Regions from separate parts of the Homo sapiens genome. Here all the other regions are linked to region 1. Evidence: chromatin loops called from intact Hi-C (ENCODE). Cell type or tissue: endothelial cell of umbilical vein. All regions are shown on one strand. Region 1 overlaps LOC101928236 (a long non-coding RNA gene). Region 2 holds the start of PTX3 (pentraxin 3). Region 3 overlaps VEPH1 (ventricular zone expressed PH domain containing 1). Region 4 has its middle 69 kb from the start of VEPH1. Region 5 overlaps VEPH1 (ventricular zone expressed PH domain containing 1). Region 6 overlaps VEPH1 (ventricular zone expressed PH domain containing 1). Region 7 overlaps VEPH1 (ventricular zone expressed PH domain containing 1).

Region 1 (4,000 bases):
TATGTGTGTGTGTGTGTGTGTGTGTGTGTGTGTGTGTGTGTGTGTAATGTCTGTCCTTCCCACCCACCCACACCACACACACATACACACATACACACACAGCTTCCTAAAAACTAAAACGGTTATCTATTTTCTCTTTCTGTTGGTTAAGGAACACTGATCATCTTGATTTCCCTCAGAACTTCTTTGATACTGTCCTTTCTTTCCCTGTTAAATAAGCCTTAATGATGAAGGGTGGAGGAGGAACAGGAATTAGGAAAAATAAAAATTATATTAGTGTTTAAATAGCATTACCATTACATACTTATATAGCCAATTTAGCTCTACTTACTGGATCATAAATATGAAATCTTTCAACTTTTTCCTAACCCTTTATCCAAATTCCATACTTCCCTTTCCCATCTCTCCATGGCATCCTAGACAGATTGCATCTTTTTTTTTTTTTTTTGAGACAGGGTCTCCTGCTCTGTAACCCAGGCTGAAGTGCAGTGGCATGAACACAGCTCACTGCACTGTCAACCTCAGGGATTCAAGTGATTCTCCCACCTCAGCCTCCCAAGTAGCTGGGAACACAGGTGTGCACCACCACTTCTGGCTAATTTTTGTATTTTTTGTAGAGACGGGATTTCGCCATGTTGTCCAGCCTGGTCTTGGACTCCTGAACTCAAGCAACACTCTTGCCTTGGCCTCCCAAAATGCTGGGATTACAGACATGAGCCACTGCCCCTGGCCAAAATTGCATCACTTTCTATTCATTTTTGGTTATTAAAAAACCAACTAAAACTTCAATTTCAAACTCCATTTAAATTCCATCTCCTCCCACTCCAAAGAACGCTTGAGTCAGGACCCCGGCTGTTTGAAGTAAGATGGGTGAGGGGGAGTGCGGGCTCTGAGATACCCCTCCTCCTCCCTCTCCTATGCCCTGCTCGAGTATTTTAGTCAGGAAGAGTGGGAAGGAAAGGGACAGGGTCTTTCCACCCAACAGGATCAGCTGTGGCCCTCACTCTGCCCGCCGCTCTGCTTCTCCAGAAAACCCTGAGTGTGAGTGCCGGCCTCTCAAGTCCACCTTTTGGAGCACATGTGAGAGCCAGTCAGAGGGCCCTGGGGGTGTCTTCCCACTGCACACCCCCATATGGAAGACTGAGCTATGGCTGGGTCTTTCCCATCCACTCCCTCAAGTATCCCCAGTAATACACTCCAAGTCATGGTGCATAGCCCTGGGAAGGGAGGATGTTGTTACAGCAAGTTGGCTCGAAGGCACCTGCCTTCCATATGTCCTCTTGCCCTAAGGAATTTCTTGCACCCTGGCCATGCCACATAATGGACAGGCAAGCTGACTGTTCCACTGTAGCCTCTTCTCTCTGATCACCCATCTCTCCTAGCTTGCATCTCCTCTGCTCTAGTAGAATGAATAGCCTAGCAAATCTTATGCCTAAGTAGAGGTCACGATGGGGACAGTCTCTTTCTTCACTTGGAAATGGGAGTGGGAAGCAGCCCCTTAGTGATGGCAGGGGGGAAATCACTCCACCCTACTTACTCCCCAAGGACAGGGTGTTAAGGGACAGAGGAGGTGGGTGGGGACTGGTGTATAGTTCTTTAGCCCCTTAGGAATACTCTGGAGAAAGCACCAGACCCCAGTTACTGTTTTTAGCTCTGGGCTCTGTGTCAAATACAGGGCAACAGAAAAAGGCCCCTCTGCCATCCTGTTATTCTCATAACTTAATTTCCCTTATCATGGTGGAATTCCCTTCTTCCTAATCCTCTGAAAGCAGATAGACTCTCATTTTCCGTGATAGATGAAATGAGTTCTGACCAGCAATCACTGAAATATGCCACAGGAAATTTCAAGTTTCTTTCTAAAGATCCTATGATTCAATAAAAACATCAAAAGAAACAGCAAGTCCCATTTATGAATTTAGCTAGATGATTAAAACTAATTCATTATCCTTGTTTCTGAGTGAATCAAATTTTTTTCAACAAGTTGATCTCTTATTAACCAAATACTTATTTTCTACAAGTTAGCAACAACTGAATCATTCATTTTCCCTTCTACTCCATCTTCTGTTCAACTCTAAATTATTTTGATCAATATCTTTATTGCAAAAATGGTTTCTGCCAATGAATTTTGCTACTATCTATGCTATTTGTAATTTTAGATGCATTTAATCTGAGTGGAATTTGGATTTCACAGTTGTGGCAATATGCAAAGCTCTAGTGATAGTCAGGAATCTTTGCCCTGAAAGGATTTAGGGTGTGTGTATTTAGATAGTTTACATCTTTAAAAAACAAAACAAAACAATTTAGAACCTTTGCGGAAGCATCAATTTAATAGTAAAATGCTGCCTCCTTCTGGATAAATTGTATGAAGCATGATAAGCTTGTTAAACTGCTGTAAAGGTATATCATCTTATGAAAAGAAATCCTTAATAAATTTCTTAAATTAAAAACTAATAAAACTAGAAATCTAGAGTAAGCCTTGAAAGATTACCTAGATTCTGTCTTTTAGTCAGTAAAACATTTAAATTATTTATGTTATATAGATGATTTGATTATCTGTCCTATTGAAGATCTTTTAATAGTAACTGAGAAAGTACAGAATAGATGACAAAACTGAAATTAAAGGTCCATCTCTACAAAAAATTTAAAAAATTAGTAGGGCACGGTAGCATGCACGTGTAGTCCTGGCTACTGAGGAGACTACGTGGAGGCTGAGGTGGGAGGATCATTTGAGCCCAGGAGTTGAAGGTTACAACTCTATGATCACACCACTGCATTCCACCCTGGGCAACTGAGTGAAACTCAGTCTCTATTTTTAAAAAAATAGAATTAGCATAATTTTCATGTTCACATCTTGAAATGTTTAAATACTCAATTGTCATTGTCATTTATACATATGCACATATTAATACTATATACCTAGAAAAATGAGTGTGTATATGTGTGTTTAGCATATTCAATGAAATGCCTAGGTTCTAGTCTTACTTCTATAGCCATATATCATGTGAATTTGGGCAAACCACGTAATCTCTTTCATCCTAGTTTTCTTATCTGTAAATTGAGGATAATAAACCCATGGTTATTGACTTTGAAAACTGTATGTGAGGCTCACTAAAATTAATAAAGCAGGCAGGGTGCAGTGGCTGATGCCTATAATCCCAGCACTTTGGGAGGGCAAGGTGGGAGGATCACTTGAGACCAGGACTTCGAGACCAGCCTAGGCAACATGGCAAGACCCCTCTACAAAAATTTTTTTTAAAAAAACTAGACAGGTGTGGTGGCACATGCCTGCAGTCCCAGCTACTTGGGAGGCTGAGGTGGGAGGATCGCTTGAGTCTGGGACGTCAAGGCTGCAGTGAGCCATGATTGCCCCACTGCACTCCAGCGTGGGCAACAGAGTGAAACTCTGTCTCAAAATAAATAAATAAATACAATACAATAATGCAATACAATACAATCAACAAATCCCTATGTGAGGTAGTAACCTAATTTCTTATCCTTAAGGCTTTATATGATCACATGTCCAAAGTGAAAGAATAGAACCATATCTGTGACCAGTAAGAAGAAAAATGCTTAATGGTGTCTTATTTATTGAATGACCACAGCTAGTTTGGTTGCACTCAAATCAATCAACTCTATGATCTAAACAGAGAGAGAAAGACGTTACAAATAACCCCAGACCACAATTATACAAAAGCAAAATCCACTCTCAATTCTCCAGAGATGATTTACCCCCACAGAGCCAAAAGAGCAGGTAGGTCTAACCAAAGCTGTTCTTGCCAGGGACCCAGAGAGAGCCTTGTTTGCACAGCCTCATCCTTGAGCCAACATTCCCAGACTCTTCCTAGAGCATTGCCTAGATCTAGACTCTGCCTAGATCATAGGATGATCAAGTGCTGACTGTGTCCTTGTTATATTAAAGGGTCTTTCATGATTCTCTGAGGATCCTTCCACCAAAGCACTACCCAAAATCCAAACCAGCTAAAAGACCAAAGGATACTCC
Region 2 (4,000 bases), 230 kb before region 1:
CACTGATTTTCTAATACAATCCAAAATGATTGTCACACCACCATTTCTTAGAAGTTTTGGCATACAAAGGAGTATTGATTGGCTCCAAATCTTCTATTTCTTTCTTTTAACCATCTTTAGAATGTATTATTTTGGGAACCCATGTCTGTTTGGAGATTCATGGAGTGTCACATGGGACTTTGAGAAGTTGCCTGTGGTTTGAACAGTCTCTCTCCTGCTTGGCCCCAATTCTCTGAATCCCTGGGGTGGAGCTGGGATCCCCTACACGGATTGGCTCCTACACCTGACTGTTCCACGCTGAATCCCAAACCGCACACCCTCCGACCTCCCCTGTCGCGCTAATTCCACAAACCCCGGGGGCTGGGGGACCCCTGAAGAATTCCGCTGACCCTTCGGGAGATTAGCTTTAGCCTCAAGTTTCTTGCTGAGAATGGGTGGGCGGAGAGGAGGGGCCGGCTGAGGGGCTGGAAAACATCCCTAAACGTTAGCCTGGGCCCTGAAATAGTGCGGGAAACCAGAGCTCCTCTAAAGACAGAGGCAGGATAAAATTAGAAGACGTGGAAATCCCTAACGGAGGGAAGCTGGGCGGCAAGAGGGATCACGGTTATAACGGGCCAGTGGACTCCTGCAGCGCTTAGTCGGATCGGGTGTAAGGGGCCCTAGACGTCTATTTCAAGACTGTGATGGTTACCTCCACAACTCTCTTTAGGGCTCCTTAGGACTGAGGAATACTTTTTTAAAGCCAATTTTCCCGCCTTGTATGGTGTGCCTGAGCTCTGTGACCGCGCATGCAGAAATAGGGGTGTGTGTGTGTGTGTGTGTGTGTGTGTGTGTGTGCGCGCGCGCGCGCGCGCTTCCCATGAAAGCTTCCCCTAGAAGGTTGCCTGGCTTGGCTTGCCGTTACGCGCGCTCCCGGAACAAAGCCGCAGTGGGAGGTCCCGGCCCCGCTTGCCTCCTTACCTGCCGGCAGCCAGCTCCGGGCAGCCCAGCCCTGCACCGCGTGCAGGTCGGCTCGCGTCTGCCGCAGCTCCTCTAGCACCGCGGCCAGGGCGCGCCCCGCCTCCTCTGGGCGCTGCGCCTCCGCGCCCTCCATACGCGCCAGCCTGCGGCCCGCGTCGCGGGTCGCCTGCAGCAGCTCGTCCAGAGCACTGGTCAGCCTGGCCTCTGCGGGAGCCCCCGGCGCGCACGGCCTCGCCAGGCTTTCCGCGAGCCGGCCCAGCTCCTCCCGCAGCCTCTGCAGCTCGCCCCGCAGGACGTCGTCCGTGGCTTGCAGCAGCATGCGCTCTCTCATCTGCGAGTTCTCCAGCATGATGAAGAGCTTGTCCCATTCCGAGTGCTCCTGACCGCAGGCGCACGGCGTGGCTAGAGTACGGGATACACACACGTTAGCAGCCCGCCCAGGCCTGCCTTGGATGTGCTTTGTAAAAGCTGACCTCCCTCGGTGGTGCCAAGTTGCAGCCCGTTCCTGGCATTCCCCTTCCCTTTAAGGACACCTCCGAAAAACAGCATGTAAATGTCTCAGAAACGACAGAAATCATTCATTCAGGTATAGATTAAGTTGTACCCTATGAAATCGCCGGTTATGTAGCTCAAAACAGTCAAATATTGACGATTTGATATGATTCAACCCATTATGTACGTTACAGAAATAACTTTGAAACCTCCATCTTTCTTCAAGTGCTTCTCACTTTTGCATAACAAGCTATAAATTTTTAACTTGTCTCACTGGCCACAAAGTATATGTGTGTTATTTAGACCAAGAGGTGGATATGTAGTCAGGGTTAGCAGAGAAACAGTTAAAGTGAACTTACGGTCCTCAGTGGGATGGAGTCCATTGTCTATTTCGTTGTCCAAATTCACATACATGAGATCATAATCATCCGAGTTCTCGGCCAACACTGCAGACCAGAGAGCACAAAACAGAATCGCAAGGAGATGCATTGCTGGAGAGACGCAAAGTTCTTTCCACAGCTGGCGGGAGGAGACTCTCAAGTGAGCTGAGTTTGAGCGGAGGAGAGTGAGAGTGAGAGGCTGGAGCAGAGAGTCCTTAATAAATGCTGAGGAAAGCCTGAATGGGGATGAATGAGTAATGCTGGTGGCACTGCGGTAACGGGAGTTCCCCTGAATTTGGTGGGGGAGGGGGCTGGGTGGGAGAGCGAGGGAAATGTGGAAGTTGCACAATATTAAACCGCAAAGGTTTACGCTGCAGTCAGATTAATTGGAGGAGGGTCAGAGGGGAAAGAGGAGAGAAACTGGGCTTCTACTGTTCTCCTGAGAATTAGCTGTTGTAATTTGAATTGATAGCAATGGGGATGAAGGAGGGGTGGTAGGGGAGAAATTTCAGAGGGTACTGAAGCAAATCATCATTTCAGCATTTTCTGTGAGCTGTTATTATTTCACAACCCTTTATATATAGAAAACTTTCCATGTTTCCTTTGTACACTGTTTTACAGGTTGAAACTGAAAATGGTCTGATTCCAAGATAAACCAACATATTAAGAATAGTTATGGCTCTGAAAGTCAAGTCCAATCCGAGCTATCTTGTCTTTAATACTTGAGGAGTTGCACCTATACTTTTATAGATAATTTTTTTTTTTGAGACTGAATTTCGCTCTTGTTGCCCAGGCTGGAGTGCAATGGTGTGATCTCGGCTCACTGCAACCTCCGCATCCTGGGTTCAAGCGATTCTCCTACCTCAGCTTCCCAAGTAGCTGGAATTACAGGCACCCGCCACCACACCCAGTTAATTTTTGTATTTTTAGTAGAGACAGGGTTTCACCATGTTAGCCAGGCTGGTCTCGAACTCCTGACCTCAGGCGATCCACCCGCCTTCGCCTCCCAAATTGCTAGGATTACAGACGTGAGCCACCTCACCCGGCCTATGACAAACAACACAGTACAACTGGGTAAACCTAGAATGGGGAAAAAAAGCTGGGGGAAAAAAGGAATATACTTATTTAGTTATTTAGGTATGTTTCTTTTCATAACTTGGTATTATGTGGACATTATATTATTCTACAAGGTTTCGAGGCAAGGATCATGTTTTAAAAGTAAACTTAGAGATTTCTGCTTCTAACAATATATACAGGTCTGTGTTCACATGATATTAATAAAAACTTAAAAGGTACAGATGAGCTCCCATTAAAGTAAGGGGAAAATCCCGGAGCCAAAGATAGAGAGGAAAGCAAAAACAACAATCCCATGAGCTGATGCTAGGGCCCCTCTGGCATAGGAGTGAAGTGAGATAGGGGTTATTAGTTCTATAACCACCAAATGTTGATGACCATGTGGAAGCAAAGCTTAGGCCAAAGGTGGAGAGTTAGAAGGGAGATCCTCATGAAAGCCAGGACCCTCACAGGGTTACCTACTGTATTTCAGTAGGTACAATCCCACTCTGCCCTAGCACAAAGAGGTAGGAAGCAATCATGTCTCTCTTTGAACTCTACAAGGTCCCTTTGAGTTTGTGAAATTGGGCCTGCCCTCAGATATGTTTAGAATTCAAATATATACTATCTGCCACTGTGAAAACAAAAAAGAATTCACAATGATATTTGAACATATGAGGAAGCAAACCACTATAAATGAGAATCAGCAGAAACCAAAAAGGATTAGACACCTCTCCCCAAGAACTGCATTTAGTTGAAATATCAGCCAAAAAACTAGAAAATAAATATGTTTAAAACTACTGAAGCTCTAAAAGAAGGAATTGGAAATATGAGAAAAGAATAAGACATTGTCAAAAAGAAAAAGGCTAGGTGATTTTTTTTAAAGAACCAAATAAAACTTCTAGAATTAAAAAAAAAAGTTAATTGAAAATTTTAAAAGCTCAAGGCATGGATTAAGTGGCAAATTAGGCAAAGCTGAAAAGAATATTAATGAACTGGAAGACAGATATAAGGAAATAATCTAAAATGTGCTGCTTTTATGTTCAGTAATAGGATTCTAAAATCATTTCATTGTTCAGGAGGACGAAAAAGAAATTAATTAATTTTGCTTTGCT
Region 3 (4,000 bases), 150 kb before region 1:
GAAAAGAGATTATATCGCTGGGTGAAGGGTTTTGATAAGACAGAGGAAAAGGTGGGGGTGGAGGAGGGTAGATTATTTCCTCCTATTTGCTCCACAACAACCATCAAATTTCAGGTGACGGAGGATTTTTAAATATTTTTCCAAAATCATAGGCAATTACATAGTTAGCAATTGAGAGTCCAGGTATTTGATAATTTAGTAGGAAATGATCTGTGTTACAGTTCATTTTCAGAGAGGTGCATATTTACAGCAGATGAGTCCAAAGCTGACAGAGTCTACTTGGATTGAGGCAAAAAGAGCTGAGTAAAAGACAGCTAATTCCTATGTCTACATTTTTACCCTGTTCACATTAGGGACTGGTGAAAAATTATAAAACACAGGGTTTTGTTTTTTTGTTGTTGTTGTTTGTTTGTTTTTCTTATAAAAAGATTCAGTTGGCCCGGTGTGGTGGCTCATGCCCATAATCCCAACACTGGAAAGCCGAGGTGGGTGAGTTGCTTGAGCCCAGGAGTTCACGGCCAGCCTGGGCAGTATGGTGAAACTGCTTCTCTACAAAAAATATGCAAAAATAAGCCAGCCATGATGTGCACTTGTAGTCCCAGCTGCTTGGGAGGCTGAGGTGAGAGAATCGCTTGACTCCAAGAGGTCGAGGCTGCAGTGAGCGGTGACTGCACCACTGCCCTTCAGCCTGGGTGACAAAGAGAGACCCAGTCTCAAAAAAAAAAAAAAAAGAGTGAGAGAGTCAGCAAACTTTTAAAGGTAATTTGCTTTACAGAAAATCATCATTTTTCAGATGAAAATATCCACATCAATTATCCCGCAGCCATTAAAATATTACACTGGCATTAAAATAAGCCACAAATGCAGGAAATGTAAAACTGTCAAAGAAACTCTGAGAGTGTGATTCTGTTTCTCATATAAAACCCTGTAGTTTATACATGTAAGTAAAAACTACTTTTTACAGATGATCACTTCAGTTTAGATGTTTGAAGAAATATTAATCTGGGAAGTAATGCCTTACATGGCTAGGGACAATGACAGGTGACTGTGTCTCCCCAGTGAGATTTCTAAGCCTCAACGCACAAGAATGTTGTCATCTACTTAGCTGGTATTTGTGCTCAAATCACCTGGTGTTGGGCCAGGCAGGGAGAAACTTAGCCAGCCACCCCTAGAGTTCCCTGGTCTCTCAAACTTGAGGGATTTGTTAGTGATGCCTGAAAGGTTCATTCTCTGGATATGCTTTGGAGACTTGCCTGGCAACAGCAGAGATTGCCATGCTCATTTATGCCTTCATTCATTCATCAGCCAACTCTTCTTGAGAACCTGGCAGTACCAGGCACGCTGCTGTAGGCAGGGGATACAACTGTGTGCAGAATAGACATGGACTCTGCTTTCTTGGAACTTACATAATACGTAGTTACAAAGTGAGATGATTTATCTGCAGAAAAGGAACACGGTTCTGTCAGAACCTATCACATGGAATCTGCCCTAATCTGGGGGTCAAAGTAGCTTCCCTGGAGAAGGAACTCTTGAGAAATGTGAAGAGTAAGTAGAGGTGTGGGAGCTGAAGAGAACCGTCTGTCCTGTGGAAAGAAGGAGCACAGCCTACTCCAGGGACTGGAAGTTGGCCCCCTGGGGAGCAGTGAAGTGAAGTGAGGAGGAGGATAGTTCAATGTAGGCAGGGATCTGGGCTCTATCCTGAGAGAAAAGTCAGATTGAAAACATATCTCCCTACCTGCAATGTGGAGATTAGTCTGTAGAGGGGGCTAGAGACTCCTTAGGAAGCAAATGCTATTCTACAGGTGAATAGCAGATTCATTCATTCATTCAACAAAAATTTGAGTCCCTAAGTTTTGCTAGGCACTGAAGATATAGCAGCAAACAAAAGCAAATCTCTCCCTTCTTGGAACTTATTCTGTGGGATGATATGGACCAAGAACAAAAAATATATAGAAAGAATAATGCCAAATAGTGACAGATGCTGTGAAACAAAACAAGTTGGAGGGGGGATAAAGAATGGGATTACTATTTAGGTAGAGTAACAGGGGAAGGTCTCTCTACTGAAGTGATTTTGCAATGGAGACATGAATAAGGAGAAGCAGCAAGGACGGAACAGTAAATACAAAGCCATGAGGCAGAAGGACACTTTATGTGTGGCACCCTAGATTAGGGTGGTTGGACTACAGGTGGTGAGAAGTGTTCACTCCAGATATATTTCAAAGGAAAGCTGTCAGCAGTGCTGGTGGGTTGGGCCTAATCACCCAATGGATGGATGAGACAGATAAGACTAGAGGAAGAATGTGTGGGGAGATACAAATCAAGAGCTTGGTTTTAGACACATGAATTTTGAGATGACCACTCATTCTTTTTTTTTTAATTAATAAACTTTACTTTTTAGAGAAGTTTTAGGTTCACAGCAAAATTGAGTGGAAAGTATAGAGAATTCCCATTTACCTCCTGTGCCCCACTACACACACAACTTCCCCCACTGTCAGCATCCCTCACCACAGCGACACATTGGTGCAATCGATGAACTCATAGTGATACATTATCATCTAGAGTCCATAGTTTACACTGAGGTTTACTTTGGTATTGTACCTTTTATGGGTTTTGACAAATGTATAATGACCTGCGTCCGTTATTGTAGTTTCAAACAGAGTAATTTCACTGCCCTAAAAATCTTTCCTGTTCTGCTTCTTCATCTTGTTCATTCTTCATCCATTCATTCTACAAAATTTTTGAGTGCCTACTACATGCCAGCACACTCCAGGGACTTGCGAAACACCAGTGATCAAAATAGGCAAATATCCTTGCCTCCATGGAGGCTGTTCTAGTGGGAAAAGATGTATGATAAATAATAGAAATGATAAATAAGTAAAATATGTAGGATGTTACAAAGCGTTAAGTGCTATGATAAAGAGAAAAATAGAGCCAGCCAAGAAAACCCAGGAAAAAAAAGGATTTACATATATGTGTATGTATGTACAAATTTGGAGGGAGGGGGGAAACTTCTAGAAGGATACACATCAAGCAGCTATCACTGTTTTTCTCTGAAGAATCACACTGGGGCTGAGTGCAGTGGCTCACATCTGTAATCCCAACACTTTGGAGGACAAGGTGGGCAGATCGCCTGAGCTCAGGACTTCAAGAAGAGCCTGCGCAAAATGGCAAAACCCCACCTCTATTAAAATATCCAAAAATTAGCTAGGAATGGTGGCATGCCTCTGGTCGCAGCTTCTCAGGAGGCTGAGATAGGAGAATCACTTGAGCCCAGGAGGTGGAGGTTGAGCCAAGATTGCGCCACTGCACTCCAGCCTGGGCAACAGAACCAGATCCTGTCTCAAAAAAATAAAAAGAAAAATAATCAGATTGGGGGTGCAGGCAGAGAAGAAAGCGAGAGGGAGGGGGAAATTTGAACATTTTAATGTAAATATTTCTGCAAGGTTTGGAAATTTTTAATAAGAATAATTGGCTTCAGTAACAGAGATGCAGGTAACTTGGAACTAGGTAATAACTCCAGATGCCCAGCGTCCTATCTAAATTGGGTTCCAGTCCCACCTCTGCTGCAGGGCAATTCTGATTCCTTGAACAGGTTACTTCATCTCATTGGTCACCACTTCCTCACACTTATCCCAAGAGTATATTACAGAGCCATGGGTTTGCAAGCTCTGCTCCCTATAGAGGCTCCAGAGACCCTTTTTTCCTCCCTTTACCTGCCCTGCAAACAGAACAACCCTGATGTAGCTGGCTTCACACACTAGCCTTCCTGAAGAATGTTTAAACCAAGAATTCCACAGCTTAAAGAAACTTGAAAAACACTGGGCTGGATAACTTTTAAGGTCCTTTATGCTCTAAATGCAATTAATCCCTAGTGTCTTATGGCAGAGCTGGCAAAGTATAAAACATTAGTTATTCAGCCAAGGTTTTTTTGTTGTTGTTGCTATCAGCCTCAAACAACTTTATTACTAATTTTGTATCTCCAATGTAAAGTAAAAAACAA
Region 4 (4,000 bases), 370 kb before region 1:
TCCTATGGATCTTATTTCCTAAATCTGCATCTAGATGACTCAAGGTTTAAATCAGCAGAGCCAGGTCAAGGTACATTTTGGAAAGCTCTCTGAGGAAAAAATCAAAAAGCACCTGATCCATAACTGTTAAATACACAGAGCAGAGTGACTCATTCTCCATGGGCAGTGGCTGGCTATGTTCTTACTCTATCAGTTAATGATAAAAGCTTGAGAACTTCCAGGAGTGGTGGTCAAATTGAACACTCTCATTCAGGAAGCTAGGAAACACTGGGATGAAGAATCTTAGTAAAAGTGAAAGAAAAAACCAAAAACCACAAGCTAACAAACATACAAAAGTCTATGTTTAAGTAGGAAACATGTCTCCTTATAAACCAGACAATCATCTACCATGGGTTGGTAGGGGCAGGGTAGGTCCATGCAGCTTTAACCTCTATATTCTATTTTTAATTTCTTAGTTATGTTGCATCCGTACCAGGGTTAGCATCAGCAGACATCAGACACACAGATATCTGACTGCAACATTCTGGCTAAATCATTCCCACTTGTTTAACATAAAAACTGATGAAGCATTTATTTTAAAACATTTGTAGAGTTATAACTGCAAAGGTAGGGCTCATGGCTTCTCATATATTACAACCACATGTTAAGACAATAGACTTCAATAAAAAATTACCTTCAGACACATTTTATATTTGAAGGATTTGCTTTATCCCTCAACATTCCAGGTTGGATAGCCCATCGAGCACATGTTCCCTGGTGAAACTTAATTTTTTTTGAACTCTGCATTGACCCTAAGTTTAACAGCATTCCAAATTCAGTCTACTTTGCCCACAGAAGATATTGCAGCTAAGCAAAACTCTGTTCCAGAAATCTCATAAACTGTGTGAGTTGCTCAATTTAGCCCTGAGGGAGTAAATTGAAGAGAGCTGGGCTGTCATACTGTTTTAGACTGTTTGCCACAGAAATTCAGGATTAGTTCCAGATAGATTAAACTAGTTATGGTGGTGACTATTTATATATATATGTCCCTTATCTTAGTGACCTTTTACCAAATGGCTCCTTTATTTTAGTTCTTGGTGCCATTATTTAGTTAATATACTTAAAGTAGGTTTGGTGGGGGTAGCGGGCAACACAGGGGAGGGAACTGATTGTGTGCCCTTTAAGTACCAAATGCTTTACTGGAGATTTCCATATATTTCACAATTCATTCATTCCACCACTATTTGCCGAATGTCGGCTACGTACTCAGTCTGGAAGAAGATTGAGACAGTCCCTGTTCTTATAGAGCTTATGAGTCACATGACACCAATTACACTGTAAATCAGCTTGATATATACCTCATATCACTTTAGGTTGATTTTGAAATCTAATCCCTCTACCAGCTGGCTATGTGACCTCAGTCCAATTTGTGGATGCCTCGATTTCCTCAATTGTATAAATGAGTTTGCCATGGAAAATAAGCGAGTTCAAGGAGCACATATAAAAGGTCTTTCACCATGCCTGGTACACAACTGGGGGTCATCTTCCTGCCTTCCCCACTCTAGTATCCAGTGGGATTTGTATTTGATTTGTAGATTTGAGTAGCTGTTCCCACCCTTGTAATAGTTACAACCACCAGGGGGCAGTAGAGAAATACGCTCCACCCATCCCAAGGGGAAAAATGGAGCCACTCTCATAGGTACATAGCTAAAAGCAAATTTCATTGTTGGGCTGGCTCATAAATACACACGTGAAGAAACAGTCATTTAAAAACACAGCAGACAAAGCAAAAATAAAAATAATATTCAGTTATTCAGCAAATCTATATTGCAGGCCTATTCTGCACCAGCCTCTGAACATTAAAATAGTGCCTGTCCCAATGGGCGATATGAAGATTAAATAAGTTACAATGCGAGTGACAAATGGTAAGCACTTAAAAACTATTTGTGGCTATTATCCTGTGGAGGATATGTTTTTAGATTAGCCACAAGAGAAAAGTGGTACTGCCTATCACCTGCAGGAACCTCTAAAAGCATTTGACTATTCCTGCCAATCTCTCTTTCCTTTTTCTGATTAATCATTTCTGTTTATTTTCCAATAACATAGATGTGTTAATGTGTCCAATGACACATACCAATTAAAAAAAAAGGTAATAACATGGAATCTAAATATGCCACATCTGAAAATTCTCAAAGGACTCACTTAGATGGTTGAGAGAAATGTTATGTCTTATCAAAATACGCCTTACTCATTAAAAATAACTCGAAAATGCTCTATCAGTTTTTAAATGAGAAAATGTTCTATTACAGACAGAAGTATTTGAGTGAACTATTATCAATCTTACATTTTTTTCTTCTGATTCTTTAACCTGTAGTACATGAATTGTGAGAGTATGATTACATCCGTGTTCATGTCGAAGATGGCTGTAAAAATCTGGAGTGGTAGATAAAGATGGACATCCATAAACATAAAATCCAAGGCCACCATTATGCAATATATATAGGATAGTGTATGAAGGTGACAAAGTCATTTACATGATTAAAAACATTAACAAAGTATTCTAAAAGGTTACAAATATTCCACTTTATTTTTTTCATTTGAATACTACTGTAGAAATATTTGTCTATAGCCACTGACTATATTTTTAATCATGACTCTCATTGTAAACTATGTGTCAGCAACAGTGGATTATTGTTCAACCTTAGTATAGAAAAGAATAAGAATCCGCTAATGGCAACATATCATGTTCAGCTACCTTGAGGCAAGAAAATATTAAAACTGTATGAAGAAAAGGAATTAAAACTGGATGTAGACTTTAAAAATATATCTGAAAACAGACAGACTTCTATTCTACTATAAAAAAATTTGCCACATTAAGAGGGTTGTCAGACACAGAACACTTATGCAATATTTAGAGCAGGTCTATACTAAAAAAGTATTTGTTGTTTTTCTGAAATCCAAATTTGACCGGGTATCCTGTATTTTGTTTGCTAAATTTGTCAACTCTACACATGAAGCCCTCCATACACACATAACCCAGAACCTTCACTGTTTTGAAGATAAATCTGGAGAAACTTTTACCTGAATAGGCAGTTGGTTAGTCAGGTAGCAGCCTTTGAAATTTGTCAGGTCTCCACCTATCCAGCAATCCAGAAAACCCAGAGAGACTGCTTCATCCACTCTTCCATTTCTGTAGGCTACAAAGAGCTGACTGGAAAGTGACAATAGACAAATAAACACTTGGAACACAGAACTTAATGAGCCAACTCAACACCAGATAAAAACAAAACCAATGATGTACAGCAATAAGACATCTCATTCACTTCCATTTAAGCCTCTAGGACTCTTTTTAACCCGTCTTCATTCATAGCACAGAGCAAACATATCTAAAACCTAAAAGAAGCTCAGTGACAATACTAAAACATTAATGCCTTTTATCTCGCCTTTTATATTTTCTATTAGAATTTATATATATGTCCTAAGTACATGTTTATTCTTTCTTGGCCTCATAGTGGGGGAAGATATTAAGTCATGTAATTAGAGAGAATAGATATATCACTAAAACATAAGAATAGTGTTTATCAGTGATTACATTTTCAAAGCCAGTATCTATTTTTTCTTTTAAATCGACTTCTAATCAAGTTGCCCACATGCAGGTAGACAGGTGGACAAACAGATAAATTAATGTGAAAATCTATTTGGCTCCCTACGATGCCAGCACTTATGCGGAAACATTTTTAAAAATCTTGGGTCCTGGGATCCAAAAGACCTGAAGACATGGCTTATCACCTGTGGGACATCAGACAATTACTTAATCTCTCAGAATCTCACTTTCCATATCCATAAAGTAAGATTAACTTTTGAAACCAGAAGTGTTTATTGCAGGAAGTTGACCAAGGTTTGGCTAAATGATGACCATAAGCCACCAGTGGTAGAACTGGGAATCAGCCTAAAGCTCCTGACTCCAAATTTATAATCTTTCACTACCACATATACTAGCTAAAAGTTAATATTTCCAGAA
Region 5 (4,000 bases), 77 kb before region 1:
AATATGAATAAGGTACAGTGTCTCTGCTCTAAAAGAAATTCATAATCCAGTTAGAGCCAAAAGGTGTATTCGAAAAAATCTAGCATACTTCTTTTATGTTTTTAGCATGCTATATTTGTTGAGTGAGTGAATGAATGAATGAATGAATAATATTTTTAAATGGCAATGTCAAATATTCCTTGAATGTTAAAATGTGATGTTTCAAGATTGTGATTATATGGTAACGATATCAAATTCATCACTATACCATACCCAAAGCATTCTGAACCTGGTAAATGAAGATTAGGGCTGTTTCCTCCCTGAGAGAAGTCACCGCTTGTAAAGGCTTGATCCACTTACCTGCCTGTCTTAGCGCCTAGAATGTACTATGCCCAACTGAGTACTATGTACTGGTCTGGGTTTCATCAACACCCACACAGGGGCCAGCTGCCCTATCAGCCTCAGGGAGAAGGGGTCCAAAGAAGTAGAATTGAAGTCTAGAACAAAAGGCCAAATAAACTGGGTTTTTGATATTTTTTAAAAGAATTGACAAATGATACAGTAATTGTTTTCAAGTATTCACGTTTCAATATTTTTTAATGCTGTCCAGCATCTCCATAAATGAGGAATAAAACATGAGACAATTAGAGAATTTCAGTTAGACATTAGGAAAGACATCAAGAAATATATAATACTTCTTAACTGTGTAGACTCAGCCAGAGGAATCCTTCAGAAATTGACAGTATCTCAGCTTACTGACATGGTCAACTCACATACATTCCTGTCTTCAAGTAAGTCTCATCACCATCCTCCCACCAACTTCACCATCAACACACAGAAATTCACAGGAGTTTAATATCTGGTGATCAATAAAATATTTTTATCCAGTAATGTACAGATAGTCAGAGGAAAGTAAATGCTAAAATAATGTAGAGGCCCTGACATGATTTATAATTGTTAGCATTTATCACTCTAATAATATGCTAAGCTTGCATGCATTTTTCTCATTTTCTCACCATTATTGACTTCATTTTACAGATCAGAAAACTGAAACACAAAGAGATTAAGTAATTTTCGCAAGGTCACACAGCTTCTCAGTGATGGAACCAGTATTTTAATCCAGACAGCCAATTCCAGAACCTGACTTTTCAACCTGTAGGGAAAATTCAAGTTAAGGACATGAAATATTGGAAATTTCAAGAGCAATCATTCAGTAATGTTATAATATATTATAAAGACCCAGAGACAAGTTTAATTTTTTAGAAGTGATCTACTTCCTCGATGACTTACTCTACTTAAAGAAGAACAGAGACTTTATTATGATAATGTGTGAGAAATTATTACTTGCAGGAAATGATTACAGTAGAATCTATTTCCTATTCTTCCAACTGCTGATTCATTTTCTGATAATCATTTTATAAAAGTTCAGAGTAGAAGATTAGAAAATTTCTGAAATAACTCAGTAATCCTCAGAGACTTGCCTGGTGGTGTTTATTGCAGATCTTGTTATTCCACATGAATGAGAGAATGGAGATTGAGCAAGGAGATTGAACAGAGCAGAACTTATTTCTGGAAAACCAAGCTAATCTTCTTTATCAGTTGCCCTTGTGTCTTGGAATTGCACAGTGTATGTTGACAGTAAGAGTTAGTCAGCTGGTCTGTCCTAGAACACATCTGGCTTCCTCTTCAGTCACATTTTGTTAAAGTAGGAGGAAGAACTGGGTCATGACTTTCACTCATTTCTCGAGACACATGAGATGCCTTTGTTCTTACACCCTACAAAAAACAACTTAGAGTTTTGGCACTCCTGTCCTCCTCGATAAATCTAAGCAGCCCCATGTGATTAGTCTCTTAGTCACTAGACATTTAAAATTTGAATGTGATCATCAGTAGAAGGTCTTCTTGGGTTCTAAAAGAAAATGGAACAATTTTTTCAAACAACTTTCTATCATGATTCATCTTTAGAACTTGATTTCAAATAGTTGTGTTATAAGAACATACTGTCAAGCTGAGTGCAATGGCACGTGCCTGTAGTCCCAGCTACTCAGGAAAGAGTGGCGGGAAGATTGCTTAAGGCCAGGAGTTTGAAGCTGTGGTGTACCATGATCATGCCTATGAATAGCCACTGCACTCCAGCCTGGCCAACATAGCATAGACCCTGTCTCTAAATCTAAACTAATTAACTAAATAAATAAATATGAATAAAAAAAGAATGTGCTATTTATTATATTATATTAGATTATGAATACATGGGCAAATGGAGATGGTTTCAAAATGCCTCCTGTGTCAGGAGAGTTTTTTCAGACAGTCAAAAGAATTGGTAACAGCAGTTGTGGGTCTCCTTTGGGGGCACCCTTCATGCGAGCTAGATTATTTTTCCACTCTAGATGCCAATGTGAAAATGAACTAAATGACCTCTGAGAGGACCTAGCCCATAAGGCCACCAATAGCCTTGTGAGTCTATGAATATGAAGCTTTTCCATTAAATTTCAATGTCAACTTTCATAGAACTTTAAAAGTGATAAAAGAAAACTCAATTTTGGCCGGGCGTAGTGGCTCACGCCTGTAATCCCAGCACTTTGGGAGGCCGAGGCAGGCGGATCACAAGGTCAGGAAATCGAGACCATCCTGGCCAACATGGTGAAACCCCATCTCTACTAAAAATACAAAAATTAGCTGGCTGTGGTGGTGTGTGCCTGTAATCCCAGCTACTCAGGAGGCTGAGGCAGGAGAATCGCTTGAACCAGGGAGTTGGAGGTTGCAGTGAGCCAAGATCATGCCACTGCACTCCAGCCGGGTGGCAAGCGAGACTCCATCTCAAAAGAAAAAAAAAAAAGAAAACTCGATTTTGATGTATGTGGTGGCTAGCATTGTAGTATGATGTCTTTTCTTCTACCACATGTGTTAGAGCACTGTCCTACGTGCTAAGTGTTGGTAGAGCACCAAAAACAACGGAATGCTTTTTATACAATAACTTCACATTTTCACACTGATATACTGGGACTACTGAGTATATATTGATTATGTAAAATTGAACCTCAGCTTTTTGTTCAGATACTTTGCAATACTTAAAGACAAAATAAAAACACACTTACAAACTCAGATAATTTATTATCTTGAAATCTTCCTTTTCTCCCTTTCCCCATCTTCCATCTTCCTATTTTATGTCTCTGTGGTATGAACATTCTTCTCTCCCTCTTAAACCTCTCCACACACTCTCATTTCTCTCTCCCTCTTTCTCTCTCTGTCTTTCTCTGTCTCTCTCTCTCTCTCTCACACACACACACACGCACACATATGCACACACACCTACATACCACCCCTAAGCAGAATTAATTTCTCTCTCTCTGTCCTTTCCATCCTCTGCCTACACTTCTGTATTGCACTTGGCATGTGGCCATCAGTCTTTCCCTCTGGACAGTAAACTACAAGAAGAACCATGGATTATGCCTCATCTTTGTACATCTTAACCAGTGCCTGGCACATTATAGTGTTTAATAAGCATTTGGCAAATAGATGAGTGATTGAGAAATTCATTAATCACTTAAGTGATAGAATACCCATGGGAAAAAATCGAATTTGTTTTGAAATGCAACTTGAAAATCTAACTTTTAAAAATCTAACTCTTTCTCAAAATTAAAAACAACTAACTGAACTGAAACCTGGAAATAGCATCTTTTGGAAAATTAGCTTTCATGAGAAGAAAACATTGCTGTATACAAGGTTTCAACATGTTGTGGAAACTGAATTTTAGTATTATGCTAAAATGTTACAATATACACATAGGCAAAGAGCTCATAGTAAACATGCTAATAACTTGTAAATCTTGAAGAGAAACAAGCTAAGATCAGTAACCTAACACCCCTCAGGGATTAACTTCTATTTTTCATCCAGCATCACTTTCCTACTCCTCTGCCTTTCCATATTGGGTCAACAATCTTGTCTTGATACAGAGGAAAAGTGTCAGATAGGCCATATACTTGCAACAAAGCATCAGTCATTCTGTGATTATCCACTAACA
Region 6 (4,000 bases), 290 kb before region 1:
CTGGAGAAACCTAGTAATTTTTGACAAGACTTTTTGAGACAAAAACAAGGAAAGAGTTCATTTAAAGATCATTAAGCCAGGATCTATTAGTCTAGGCACATGTTTCCAAGTTTCTTTTTTCTCTCTCTCTCCGCTGGACACTGAGTTCACATTCTGAGCTTATGCCATTCTGCCAGTGGCTACATTGTGTCATTTGTTTCCCTTGCAGAGAGTGTCAATGAAGACCTCAAAGTCTGGAGAAAAATGACCTTTCATGGAATAAGAAGTATACCTCCTTCTACATGTTTTTGTCTTACTGACCTCTGATAACTGGAACACATGACTCTGGGTCTGTAGAAAGTCAACTGATCAAACTCATCCTCACCATGCATCAACTGTTCAGACTGGTTTTGGGACAAAAAGATCTTTCACGAGCTGGGGACCTCTTCTCCTTAGATGACTCTGAGATTGAAGACAGCCTTACAGAAGCTTTGGAGCAAATTAAGATAATTAGCTCATCTTCAGTAAGTAAACTGGTTTATAGACTACATCTCTGAAATGGCCTGTCCTAGAGCTAGAGATTTGTTTATATCCTGGCAGAAAGATCTTTGCAGGGGAAAGAGGAAATACCACTAATATTGGTCTCTCTTAATCTGCTCTGTGGTTTTGTTGGCATCTAAGAAATATCAGTAGGGAAGTCATGGCTTAGTAGGGGGCAGTTAGATCATCTTTTGCCCACTCACAAAGACCAGAATTCTGAAAATTGCAGAGCAGCATGGAATTCTCACAAAAATATTATTTAGGGGCTATTTTTATGTCCTTGAAATGACACTGAGAGGAGAGGGAGCCAATCCAGGGAAAAGCAGACCTGCAGAGCAGCATAACAGCATCAGTAAACAAGAGCAGGGTGTGTGTGGGAGGCTGAATAATGAAAGAAGGCAGGATGACACCTCCTGCCACGCAGGTAATATGAGACAAGGACAACGATCGCTTTGCTGCCAGAAGTGACAGTTGCCCAGGACTTAATAAGGCTGATTCTGTTTACTTCTGTATTGTCTCTATTTTTATCTTTCCCTTGCTTCTTTTTCTACCCACCTGCATCCCTACTCCCTGGACCTGCCATTTAATTCCACCCACCCATTATTAGTCCCCAGTGTGATCAGACAGATGTAAAACCTCCCATCAATACTTGCATTCCTTCGCTTCTCTTCAATGTCAAGATTATATATTCTGAAAGCACTTCCCAAAGGGGATGGATGTGGAGTGCCCAGTGTGGTTTCATGTTGACCTTCTTGATTGTACTTGGACCCTCCATGAGACTGGTCCCACTTCAAAGGCCTAGGGCCACCAGGCATCCACCCACATCCTCCCAGCTCAGCAGTGTTAGCCAACACTTGGCACAGACACTCATTGGAAAGATGAAAGTGGTGGGACTCAAGCCATACAATACTGAATTGGCAAATGTGTGCATATTTCAGAAACAACAGCGCTCTTCTGTGTTACAAAGAAGATATATTTAAAAGGTATACTGGCAACCCGTGCAGCCTCCTCTTCAAGCCTATTTTCTCTTGCTGGCTGCCATTAACATGCTGAACTCCCCCCAGTGACCAATGAAGTCACTGCTCAAAAAACTCTTCTTTTCTCAGGTAATGTCTTTGATGGCAATTACTCATCCACATCTTTTCCAGAACATTAATCAACTTAGGTTGACGCAAAGCACAACATGTTCCTGGTACATTTTCATTTTCTGGGTAAGATTTTTGTCCTGTTTTCAGAAACCCCTTCTTTCACACTCCTCTGCAAATCAGTTGGCTGAAAATTACACTGGTTTTCATCTTCTTACTAGGAAAACAAAACAAAACAGTAATCAAAGATCACATAAGTTCCCTAAAGCCTACTTCCACTAGAGGTCACTAGTGGCCAGTTATTTATTTTGTTTGCATCATTAATTGCTTTGTTTCACAGACATCAAATTCAGAATTTTAGGACTGGTGACTCAGTTCTATTATATAACTCCACTGGTTAGCCATTAAGGCTGGCAGGTCCCTTGTCATTAGGATCATCGTCCATTCATTAAGCTGTCCAAATAGCATCTCACTCTACCAGGAGTTCTGGAGAGCCAGGAGTTCGTGTGTCTTCTTCATCTACTAACTTTTACCACATCTTACTTCTTCCATTTCTCTATCTGTAACCCTCTCATGGAACAGAAGAAGAATGGTAGCTTGTAATTTACATATATCAAGTTTGAGGTTACCAATGCCAGCAGCTCCTTATCTTCCTTTTCTGATTAGCACATGGAACCACCATGCCTGCTCTATGGCTTACATCCCTGTTAGCTGCGTCCCATCCTTCCCTCAGATCCAGCCCCAGCTATTCCTCTCTAGGCCTCTCCTAATGACCTTGGATCTCAGTAATCAATTCCACTTCTCAATTTCTCTTCAGAAACGTAGAACAGGAAGGGATCGTCTAAATTGCCCCTTCCAACTTCCAGCACAGAAGATTGCTGAAAAATAGGTGGCTTCTCCTGCACTTGCAATGATGCGAATATGGTGGGTTTCTAATATTTTTACCTGCTTCTCAATTTTCCTTTGGTAAATTGTCCCTTTCCATTGCATAAAACCTTGATGGCATCTCCATCAAGGTTCCCTACTCATGAGTGCCCACTACCCTTCCCTATCAGTGGTGGGGGAGAGAAGAGGTGAACACCTGGCCCAAGCTTGAAAATCAGAAGTTTTTCCCCAGTAGTTTTAAGAAAGATATCAGCAGGGGGTGATTTATCATGAGGACGGTGCCCCAAAGAAACAGTACTTTACTTCCTCCCTCTCTATCATTGTAGCTGCCTTGATCACTGCTCCTTTTAAGGCCTGGTACTTCACTTTCTCCTTCAAATAAGTGGGCCACCTCTAATCTTCTTCTTATAGCTATTATTATTATTGTTTGCTGTACTTATTCAGACTTTTTCTGTTGCTTATGATCAAAGAACCCTGACAAAGAGAGAGCATTTTCATTGTTGGGAGTTCAAATTGTTAACATGTTCCTCTGCTTAGCCAGATGAAATCTTACTTTGTACTTTCTACCTGTTGTCTCTGTTCTGTTCTCTGCCCCCAACAATCAAAAGAGTCTACCCTCTGTTTCTACAAGAAAAACTTTAAACCTTTTGAAGATAAGCACCAGGCTTCACCTCTGGCTTGTCTCATCCCAGCTAAACATCTTAGTGACCTTGGGTTTTTCCATGACAAAGAAGGAGCCTGTGTCTGGGAAAGGTTACAGCACCTCATGTTGTAGCCATCAACTGTCAGATCTGGAAAACTCAATTTTGTTGGTACCTGAGAAATGCTATCCAAATCATGCTATCCAAATACAAGACTTGGAAATATAAATTAGATTAAAACACGATGTACTGATTTACAATGAAAATTATAACTCGTACGGATCAGAATTCTTGTGTGTTTCATGCTGTTCTCAAGTCTGTTTACTCAGTCTTTCTTTGGATAAGAAATACTTTTATTGATTAGGTTTCTTCCTCCTCCATGACAATCACATTCCAGCCCTTCCTCCCTGAGATTACATCTAACTCACCTGCAAAGTCACCCATCAAAAGATAATGTCTTGGTTTAGGCCTGTACTGGCTAATCCCACTCATATGAGTGGACTTTATTGGTTTAATCCTCAAAGGACAATCTTGTTTCTGCATTGTTAGAGAAGGCTTCATTGAAGCTCCCAGGTATGGCCTACACTCTTATCATTCTGCTTACCCTCCTTTGGAATAGTCCTAATTTATTATTGTAATTTATCATTGCCCAATACTCAGACCAATTGCTTAGAACAACTACTAATACTAGTCAAATATTCTATGTTTTTAAAAAATCAGTTGTCCACATTTATCTTGTGATGTGCTAAGGCATTCAGGTTGAATCAAGACTTGTAATTAGATAAGTTTAAATTTTTTAAAGTGTATTCTGCCACATTTTCAACATTGCAAAAAAAATTATTGTCTTTAAGCCCTCATTCCAGAATATGT
Region 7 (4,000 bases), 240 kb before region 1:
CAATCATGGTGGAAGGTGAAAGGCACTTCTTACATGGTGGTGGCAAGAGAGTATGAGGAGGTAGTGAAAGCTGAAACCCCTTATAAAACCATCACATCTCATGAGACTTATTTACTACCATGAGAATAGTATGGGGGAAACCACCCTCATGATTCAAGTATCTCCCACTGGGTCCCTCCCACAACATGTGGGAATTATGGGAGTACAATTCAAGATGAGATTTGGGTGGGGACACAGAGCCAAACCATATCACTTGGGCAATGAATTTGTTTTCTGCTTAAATTATATCAGGGGTAAAATGTGATGTTTTGTAACATCAGAACCTTTTTAGAAAAGAAAGTTGTTTTCCAGTGCTCCCGAATAAGTCTCCAAACTTGTTCTTTGCCATATGAAAATGGTCTGTAATGCCTTTTCAGTACTGATAAATAAAAGCACAACCAATGCTTAGTGCAGCACAAGTTAGCATATCTTTCACTCAAGAAGCTGAAAATATTATTGAAGACCCTACAACTGCAGTGGATTATCTGAGGGTTTATAGGGAAGCCCTTTTAAAATTTTGATGTGAAACTCCATAATGCAATGAACACCATTGCTATTTAATCTAAAAGTAGTAATGTCCCTTTTTCTGCATTTCTGAATCAGTGATCATAATAAAGAAATATGCCTCACCATCAATATGCCTTTTACATGCTCCTCTGGCACAAGTCACAAAACGACTTCAAATGATTGGAAACTTAAGTAGAAAGTCTTTGGGAAGAAAATGTAACATCTCATCAAGAGTCCAAATTCCTTTTTTACTTGCTGGCAATGACCTGGAAAATACTGTCTAGTTAATTATGATAAATTCAGCTCATTTTTTCTCTGTGTGAGACAAATTTCAAACCATTGCTTGGTGAGCAGTCTCAGAAAAATGGAGATAGAAAATTGTCCCCCCCCCATTTAATATGACAGTTATAATATATGTGATATAGGATGTATGAGACTTAAATAGATAAAATATCTATGTTTTGTACAATTCTGGGCCCATAGTTCATCAATGGTTACCATGATTTCTATCATCATCATCATCATCATCATCATCGTTCTGGTTGTTTTTGTCATCACCAATTGAGTATCTGCTGTGTACCAGGTCCATATTAAAAGACTGGAGGCAGGCTAGGCGCTGTGGCTCATGCCTGTAATTCCAGCACTTTGGGAGGCTGAGATGGGCAGATCACTTGTTGTCAGGAGTTCAAGACCAGGCTGGCCAACATGGTAAAACCCCATCTCTACTAAAAATACAAAAATTAGCCAGGCGTGGTGGCACACACCTGTAGTCCCAGCTACTCAGGAGGCTGAGGCAGAAGAATCACTTGAACCTGGGAGGCAGAGGTTGCAGTGAGCCGAGATCATGCCACTCCACTCCAGCCTGGGAGACAGAGTGAGACTCCATTTCAAAAAAAAAAAAAAAAAAGATTGGAAGCAGAACCATATCCACTCATGGAGTTTCATAATCTCTAGGGAAATGCTTAACCATTAAAAATTCATGATACAATTATTCTTAAAGGAAGTGGTTTTTAAGTTCACCATAAAACAAGTTGTTGGGAAAGAATTTATTAATCAAATATTCTAGGAAACAAGCTACTAAGCAATCTTATTAAGAATATTCAACCTGAATATTTATACCCATAGAAAACTATTAAATGTAAAGTTATGAAAAGACAATGCACATATGGATCAAGGAATAGAGACGTCTTAAAACAGGAAAAGACTTCTAAATTGTTAACCAAATCTTGGATCTGATCTAACTCAGAGTTTGCACCTTCTTGACTTCACCAGTAGATGCTGCTGTGAAGTAGAACAAGGCCTGCATAGATTTGGACATTTGTGTGCTGAACTCTGAAAATGACTTACCCACAATGGAAAAGAATCCTTACATTCATTTATTTGTTCGTATTTTTGTTTGCTTGCTTATTTAGTTTCAATCCACTGAAAACAACTTGGAAAAACATTTTTTAAGATAACTATCTTATTTTCAATATAACTTCATGGTTTATAAAACACTTTTTTGAAAATTATCTGCTTACTAATCTTTCAACAAGGTAGGCAAGTCTTGTTATCCCTAAGTTCCTGACTAATTTGAGACTCATAGAGATTACTTGACAGGCCTGATTTCTTAGAGTTATTAAGTTAGTAGGTGATGGTGCCAGGATTTGAATACTGGATTTCTGACCCCAAACCCAGCAAACTTTTCTGCTACACTCCAGATTTATAAAACTTGATGCAAGGATCAACGATAGGAGTGTTCATGTTCACTGAATCCAAGAATACATCAATGAACATATACAATTACCTTAACCAAGACTTTAACCTTAGGAGTGCATTTCTTAAGTGGCTGAAAGACAATGCTGGAAACATTTGGCCTTAGTAAAACTCAGGGAAGAGATTTCTAATCTAAGATTTGACAGGAAATGAAATAAAAATCAATTATAATTTCTTGTTTGTTTGCAAATCTAATTCTTTGTTAAAGTGAAGTCAATCAAGTAATTGTAAATAGAAAGCTCTACAATTCTACACTATATGCTTGGTAGTAGAATGTTCTGAATATATTTTAAAGGTGTTAATACTTATAAGCCAATTTATATTGTAATAGACAAGGAAAATAATATCAACTGTGTTTAGTTCATATATTATCTCTGCCAAAAAATTAGCTCTGCTGGAGATATATACATACATACTAGAGTGAAAAACTGTTCCAGTTTGCGTGGGACTGAGGGCTTCCCAGGACATGGAACTTTCAGTGCTAAAGATGGGACAGTCTTAGGCAAACCAGGACAGTTGTTCACTCTACACACACAAATAATATTATTTATATGTATATATATATATTACATATTTATTACACATACATCTTTCCTCCTAATAGCTTGAGTCATCTTGCACAATTACTTTACTATGCTGTAATATGGTGATGTCGCAATAAGTATTTGGTAAATGAAAATGTGTGACAATGTGCTAACATAAGCCAGCATGCTGATACTTCTCTTTAGATATTTTATCTCAGTTTTGCACATTTCTTATTTCCTCCTTTTGCTAACACCTATATATTCTCAAAGTCATTAAATGTTATTGCTTAGTTGTTGTTGTTTTTTTAAGTCAGATATCCAACTTCCTGAGAATTTGTAAAATGCATTTTCCAAGTTTAGGTTATGGGTGTTTTAGGGAGAATAAAGTGCGTAGTTGTTTTTGTTGCTGTTGTTGTTGTTTTGTTTTGCTTTTTTGAGATGAAGTCTCGCTCTGTTGCCAGGCTGCAGTGCAGTGGTGCGATCTTGGCTCACTGCAATCTCCGCCTCCCGGGTTCAAGAGATTCTCCTGCCTCACCCTCCTGAGTAGCTGGGATTACAGGCGCACGCCACTACACCCAGCTAATTTATGTATTTACTTATTTTGAGACAGAGTCTCACTCTGTTGCCAGGCTGGAGTGCAGTGCCATGATCTGGGCTCACTGCAACCTCCATCTCCCAGGTTCGAGAGATTCTCCTGCCTCAGCCTCCCGAGTAGCTGGGACTGCAGGTGCGTACCACCATGCCTGGCTCATTTTTTGTATTTTTAGTAGAAACGGGTTTCACCATGTTGGCCAGGATGGTCTCGATCTCCTGAGCTTCTGATCTGCCTGGCTCAGACTCCCAAAGTGCTGGGATTACAGGCTTGAGCCACCCCGCCTGGCTGTAGTTTTTTAAATTAAAATAAAAATTACTGGATCAAAATTAGATTGAGTGATCAACCAACTAAAAGATTAAACACGACAAAAGTATATTTTTCTCTCACGTAAAAGAAGTCCGTGGGCAGGCAGCTCAGGGCTGGCTAGATGGCTTCACAATGACCAGGAACCCATGCTTCTTCTGTATTGTTGCATGGGGTCTCCTGGTCTAAGATGGTTGCTGAAATTCCAGCCCATTACCATATTCCAATCAGACAGAAGGAGGAAAAGAATCACATATAATATTTCAGCGTTGGTCAG

The links. Hi-C counts contacts between places; a loop is a spot of excess contacts. Peaks named below come from ENCODE experiments on the same cell type or tissue, not always from the same donor. Only the 100,000 strongest peaks of a DNase experiment are listed, where the experiment ranks them.
Region 2: a loop joins it to region 1, with 7 times the contacts of the local background. A loop is called at or near these places in 25 of 110 quality-filtered maps.
Region 3: it touches region 1 in a loop (9-fold over the local background); 24 of 110 quality-filtered maps call a loop at or near these places.
Region 4: a loop joins it to region 1, with 15 times the contacts of the local background. A loop is called at or near these places in 21 of 110 quality-filtered maps.
Region 5: a loop joins it to region 1, with 8 times the contacts of the local background. A loop is called at or near these places in 2 of 110 quality-filtered maps.
Region 6: a loop joins it to region 1, with 15 times the contacts of the local background. A loop is called at or near these places in 83 of 110 quality-filtered maps.
Region 7: a loop joins it to region 1, with 11 times the contacts of the local background. A loop is called at or near these places in 25 of 110 quality-filtered maps.

What each region holds. Positions count from the first base shown.
Region 1 is chr3:157,202,874-157,206,873 of GRCh38, reverse strand. All of the region lies in intron 2 of LOC101928236 (a long non-coding RNA gene), which reads right to left. Among named protein-coding and RNA genes, the nearest start is that of CCNL1, 45 kb to the right of the region's middle. In endothelial cell of umbilical vein, a CTCF peak has its summit at 2,348 (motif pointing left); DNase peaks (open chromatin) are centred at 1,783 and 2,323; H3K27ac peaks cover 776 bases.
Region 2 is chr3:157,434,875-157,438,874 of GRCh38, reverse strand. The region is part of intron 4 of VEPH1 (ventricular zone expressed PH domain containing 1); the gene reads left to right. It overlaps PTX3 (pentraxin 3), which reads right to left and starts at 2,025. Exons shown (of 3, transcript NM_002852.4): 1 at 1,812-2,025; 2 at 961-1,362. The coding sequence starts at 1,941. In endothelial cell of umbilical vein, no CTCF peak of the experiment used is centred here; DNase peaks (open chromatin) are centred at 774, 894, 1,064, 1,994 and 1 weaker place; H3K4me3 peaks cover 2,388 bases; H3K27ac peaks cover 2,418 bases.
Region 3 is chr3:157,352,633-157,356,632 of GRCh38, reverse strand. The region is part of intron 9 of VEPH1 (ventricular zone expressed PH domain containing 1); the gene reads left to right. All of the region lies in intron 7 of LOC101928236 (a long non-coding RNA gene), which reads right to left. Among named protein-coding and RNA genes, the nearest start is that of PTX3, 82 kb to the left of the region's middle. In endothelial cell of umbilical vein, a CTCF peak has its summit at 1,755; a DNase peak (open chromatin) is centred at 1,752; H3K27ac peaks cover 998 bases.
Region 4 is chr3:157,570,367-157,574,366 of GRCh38, reverse strand. It overlaps the pseudogene SLC66A1LP. Among named protein-coding and RNA genes, the nearest start is that of VEPH1, 69 kb to the right of the region's middle. In endothelial cell of umbilical vein, a CTCF peak has its summit at 1,607 (motif pointing right); a DNase peak (open chromatin) is centred at 1,626.
Region 5 is chr3:157,280,356-157,284,355 of GRCh38, reverse strand. All of the region lies in intron 12 of VEPH1 (ventricular zone expressed PH domain containing 1), which reads left to right. LOC101928236 (a long non-coding RNA gene) reads right to left here. Exons shown (of 10, transcript XR_007096141.1): 4 at 996-1,132. Among named protein-coding and RNA genes, the nearest start is that of CCNL1, 120 kb to the right of the region's middle. In endothelial cell of umbilical vein, no CTCF peak of the experiment used is centred here; a DNase peak (open chromatin) is centred at 1,645; H3K27ac peaks cover 2,984 bases.
Region 6 is chr3:157,491,715-157,495,714 of GRCh38, reverse strand. It overlaps VEPH1 (ventricular zone expressed PH domain containing 1), which reads left to right. Exons shown (of 14, transcript NM_001167912.2): 2 at 209-503. The coding sequence starts at 366. Among named protein-coding and RNA genes, the nearest start is that of VEPH1, 9.7 kb to the left of the region's middle. In endothelial cell of umbilical vein, a CTCF peak has its summit at 1,892 (motif pointing right); a DNase peak (open chromatin) is centred at 1,894; H3K27ac peaks cover 319 bases.
Region 7 is chr3:157,445,048-157,449,047 of GRCh38, reverse strand. The region is part of intron 4 of VEPH1 (ventricular zone expressed PH domain containing 1); the gene reads left to right. Among named protein-coding and RNA genes, the nearest start is that of PTX3, 10 kb to the right of the region's middle. In endothelial cell of umbilical vein, a CTCF peak has its summit at 1,818; a DNase peak (open chromatin) is centred at 1,847; H3K27ac peaks cover 665 bases.